Regions from separate parts of the Homo sapiens genome. Here region 2 is linked to region 1. A link is a loop called in an ENCODE intact Hi-C map of the cell type or tissue named here. Cell type or tissue: spleen. All regions are shown on one strand.

Region 1 (2,500 bases):
CTCTAGACTTTACCACAGGTAACAAAACCTGTTTTTTTCAAACCAAAATTTGAATTTGCTAAAAACTTTTTATATATTACATAATTATTTACATCACCAAGGAAACAGAGGAATTTACAAGTAAGAAACCAAACTGTCTCTATTCTCTTCCTCAAATGTCAGTGGTATTTTGGCAAAGATTCTTAGAGGAGTGAGAACAGAAAAGCAGCAACACTAAAAAGCCAAAAACCTCCTCATGTAGAGACATCAATCAAAAAATGCCGCAACCAAAATTTCATTTTCCAGGAAGGACAGCTGGGTTCAGAATAGTTTCCAGGCAAATTTGCATCATTGGTATTACTTCCTCCAGCAATATGCATTTGTATTTTTTCACATCGAGACATCGTGAAGAACTTCCAACTTCTTAGTAACTCTCCAGGCATTCCAGGTCATGTGCAGATGCAGAGAGCTGGGTTGATGGGGTTTCATGACTCAAAAGGCTAAGTACTGGCACAAATTCATTACAAGCGGGGCAGCCGGGATATTCAGCTAGACAATCCATTCAGAATCAAACTTAGATACAAAGATGTAGAGATACATTGTTCCTGAGATGTGAGCAAGGAGCAAACGCAACACAGAATGGAATTGGGTTTAAGAATGTGTCATGTGAATCCGCCTACAGACAACGCTGGGAACTGTTCCTGAAATGGGAGGAGGCTGTCATCACCTCTCCCTCAGTAGCACCATGTGCCACAGAAATCATTTTTTCTTCTTTTTTGTCTTCATTTTCATTTTGGAAGTGCATTTTGATATGCTGTCTCCCTTCCCCCATTTCCCTCCTCCCCACTCAGGGAGACAAGGCTGATGCTCACTAACCTCTGCTATTTGCTGCCAGGAAAAGGAAGGGAGGTTGAGGGGGTGCTTACAAACCCCTGTGAAGCGCGCCGGTCCTGGCATCACCCAAACGGGCATGCCCTCTACCTCCTCCTGGTGGATGCGAAGGGAAGACTAATTCCTCATAGTGATGAGGACACAGAGCTAAACTGTGGCCAACTGAGAGACCTCCAGAGGAGGTCAGTTCAGGACCGATGGGTAAGCTCTGACATGCTTCTTCACTCTTAGTGGATAGACTTAAGAAGAGTGATGAGTGGCAATATCTAGTCCTTTACTGAGAAGAGAAGCCTACAGTTTTTCCTACTGTACTGCGTGAAAGCTCGGGAAAGATCAGGAGTGTCTGACACCAAAGCAGACATGAGTTGAAGCTGTCAAAGCCACTACATCAACAGCTTCCCACTGTCATCCAGCTGAAGTCCTGGGTGCTCCTCACATAGGAACAGGCACTCTTCTAAGAGACGAAAGCCGCCTTCTAATTGCTGTTTCCAGTCAGAGGTAGATGTCACACACCCACACGTGCAAGTTAATGACAGATTGAAGACTTGTGGTCATGCTGTCTGTCCTTAAGCTATCTGTATGTGTTTCAAGAAGGTTCCATATAGTCCTAAACACCCCACTGTCCCCCACCAACTCTGTCTTTTCTAGCAGAACAAGAAGAAATCTACAGATTGTAGAAGTCTGTTTTATTCTCCTATTACTTTTGCCCTTGGGCTAAGCTAAAACCAGGACGCCTCTTCTTCAGGTTTTATATCATGTCTCATTCCCTCTTAGCCGCTGCTTAGCTACATAGGTTTTGCTCCCTAAGTTTCTATCAGAAATTAGCTTTTCTCTTAGTCACCTTTCCTATTCCCGTCTCCTATTAATTTAGAATTATTTTACTGTAATCAGACAGAACGTCCTCCTTGCTACTCCATTATTTATTTCCATAGCATTTTCAAGTTCATCCTCCCTACACAGACACACACACACACCACACACACACTCAGTATTTACATGGGCTCCAAATGTTCCGGACCCAAGTAGACTGATTCTAGATGGGAATCCAGAACCTGAATTCATAACCTTTGGGAAGTTTGGCCTGAGACTACCTGCCTACCTGAATGAAAGGAAGAGCAAGACTGTGAATTGTGAATACATGAGGTGGATCACTGTTCACAGGGCAGAAGATAAGACCCACTGAGGGAACAGACGTTATGTCAACCCCAGACATGCAGCAGTTGTTTTCCAAGTTCTCACTAATGTTTCTGGCTGGCCTAGGAGATAAAGAAGTTCTGAAAACAGGCTGGGCGCAGTGGCTCACACCTGTAATTCCAGCACTTTAGGAGGGTGAGGTGGTTGGATCGCCTGAGGTCAGGAGTTTGAGACCACCCTGGCCAACATGGTGAAACCCCATCTCTACTAAAAATACAAAAATTAGCCAGGCATGGTGGGGCACGCCTGTAATCCCAGCTACTCTGGAGGCTGAGACAGGAGAATCACTTGAACCCGGCAAGCGGAGGTTGCAGTGGGCTGAGATCACTCCACTGCACTCCAGCATGGAGCGAAACTCTGTCTCAAAAAAAAGGAATTTCTGAAAACATACTAATAGCATCCTCTCTGACTATCATACTGAGGAATGGAAAGTTTT
Region 2 (2,500 bases), 210 kb before region 1:
AAAGTAGCTGCAATCCTCAGAGAAGGACACTGCTGTCACCCGACTGGACACCTTGTTGGAGGCCACCACAATGTTTTTCTGGAGGGGATGCCAAAGGAAGAATCAAGGCTCTGTCTCTTGGAGCTAAGAAGACAGTGACTCAGAGAATGGAGGAGAATTAGAATTTGTACTTGACAAAGTGTTTCTTTCCAGAATTTACTGGCCAGAAAAAGAGGGGTAGGGAAATAATCCCTTTCTAGAGGAGCTGAAAAGATTCGTTTCCTGCAGAAGTCTTTGAAGGCATAAAGCTAGCCCCTTCAACCAACATGCTTGGCCACACAGTTGCTCTTTTCTGCTTCAAATAACTTTCTAGAATGAGAATGGTTCAGTGGGGTGGAATGGAGCAGTGCAGGTCAGCAGTCTCTTGCCTCCCCAGCTGACACTTGACCCCTGTGAGGCTGCCAGGCCACCCCACCCAGCCACTCACCTTCCAGGCCCACACGTTGACGATCATGTCATGCTGGTAGCCCACAGAGACAATGTACTTGGCGCTAGGAGAGAAGGCCACACAAGCCACACCATACTTGTGCTCCTGCAGCTCGGCCACCTGGCTGTGCTCTGCCACGTCCCAAACCCGCACGGCAGGCATGTGCCCACTCTGCAGGGAGGCAAGAACTGGAAGTGAGTTCTTGACTTCTCCACAGGCATACAGCCCCACTTCGTCTTCCAGAGCGGGGCCCTCGCCTCCTCAGCTACTAGATACCATCACTTCCCCAGCCAAAAGTCAGGGCAGGGTATAGAGGAAATATGATAAAGATCTGAGGGCAACAGTGATTACCAGGAAGAAAGTGGCCCCGGATTTTAGTCAGCATCTCTGGGTGGCCGTCTGTACTTCAGGTTGTTCAAAGCTCCCTGAATGGTTCTGATGGGCAGCCGGCATTGAGAGCCACTACCACTCAGGTCTATTTCTGCCCCTAGTAAGACTACGCCGCCAGGACAGAAGCGTTCCTCCTGAGCCCAGCAGGGGGCCCCCGGGGGTAAGGAATAGTTAAGGCAGTGGTTTCCAAAGCACGCTTCCTTCACCAGCAGGATCAGCACTCTCTGGGAACTTGTTACAAATGCACATTTCAGACTCCCATCCCAGACCTACAGAATCAGAAACTCTGAGGACCAGGCTAGTGATGTGTGCTTTCACAAGCCCTCCAAGTGATTCTGATGTACACTAAAGCTTGAGAACCACTATTTTAAGGTATAGCGAAAACCAGGATTTGGTGTCTGTTTCAGAAGCCAAAGTGACAGCAGGCCTAGGACCGCAGCTCTCTGCGGAGGCCAGGACACCTGCCCTCTTTACAGTACTGCCAGCCCTCTTCCTCACTCACCTCTCCAGTGACCAAGTACTTGCCATCAGGGGAGAAGGCAAGGGCAGTGATGGTTTTCCTGCAAGAGATGGGGCAGGCTCAGAGGGGCACTGGCAGCCTGGCCTAAGCCTAGCCCCCTCCCAGCCTCTCAAAAGGTGAGACCAGCAGACACCAATGGCACATGTGGCACTTCCCCATCTGGCTTTAGGACCCAACCAGGTCCCAGCCCCCAGAGCCATAGAGACTCTAGACAGTGCCCTTCTCATAGCTCCCAGAAGGAAGAGGTATCCTGAGGACCCCAGCCCATTTACCTGGAACTGTTGAGGATGTGGTGCTGTTTGTGTTTCCGGGGATTGAACAACACAACCACACACCTGAGGAGATGAGCAGACAACAGGCTCAGCAGCAAACCACAGCTCCCCCAGGAGCCCTCCAGGCCACCCAGGACTTCCAGTCACCCGGCAGAGGGAGCTGGGTAGAAAGAGCTCAGAAGGGCTCCACTGTTTTTTTCCTTTTCTTTTTTTTTTTTTTTTTTTTTTGAGACAGGATCTTACTCTGTCATCCCAGCCAGAGTGCAGTGGTGCAAACATGGCTCAGTGCAGCCTCAACTTGCAGGTTCAAGCAATCCTCCCACCTTAGCCTCCCTAGTAGCTGGAACCACAGGCATGTGCCACCATGCAAGCTAATCTTTGTATTTTTTTTTTTTTTTTTTTGTAGACACGGGATCTTGCCACGTTGCCCAGGCTGGTCCCAAACTCTTGAACTCAAGTGATCTGCCTCCCAAAGTGCTGGGATTACAGGCATAAGCCACCGTGCCCAGCCTCCACTGCTTTCTCCTGGCAACCTGTTCTTGCTCCTTTTCCCCACCCAAGAGGAACTATCTCTGTAGCCCCATGAGGGTGAAAGGGTTCCCTGGAAGCCTGTCCCCCCAGCCAGGCCCCTAAATACCAGCTCTATCTCTGGCCATACCCACAAAGGGCAGCAGGGACACAGGCCATCCCGCAGCCCTTGTGCATACCCCAGGAAGGGGTGTAGGAGGGAAGAAGAAATGTGATTTGGGCAAAGCAGGCCTCGGGTGCACAGCCCGTTCACAGGCTTGGGGCCACACGTGTATCAAGCATGTGTGCCTTAAGATGTAAGGCCTCTCACGTGTGCACCCACGT

The links. Peaks named below come from ENCODE experiments on the same cell type or tissue, not always from the same donor. Only the 100,000 strongest peaks of a DNase experiment are listed, where the experiment ranks them.
Region 2: a loop joins it to region 1, with 6 times the contacts of the local background. A loop is called at or near these places in 56 of 110 quality-filtered maps.

What each region holds. Positions count from the first base shown.
Region 1 is chr15:41,602,491-41,604,990 of GRCh38, reverse strand. No RefSeq gene overlaps it. Among named protein-coding and RNA genes, the nearest start is that of TYRO3, 45 kb to the right of the region's middle. In spleen, CTCF peaks have their summits at 760 and 962 (motif pointing left); a DNase peak (open chromatin) is centred at 940; H3K4me3 peaks cover 714 bases.
Region 2 is chr15:41,810,094-41,812,593 of GRCh38, reverse strand. MAPKBP1 (mitogen-activated protein kinase binding protein 1) reads right to left here. Exons shown (of 31, transcript NM_014994.3): 4 at 1,649-1,711; 5 at 1,359-1,416; 6 at 467-637; 7 at 1-78. Among named protein-coding and RNA genes, the nearest start is that of JMJD7, 17 kb to the left of the region's middle. In spleen, CTCF peaks have their summits at 781 and 981 (motif pointing right); a DNase peak (open chromatin) is centred at 993; H3K27ac peaks cover 431 bases.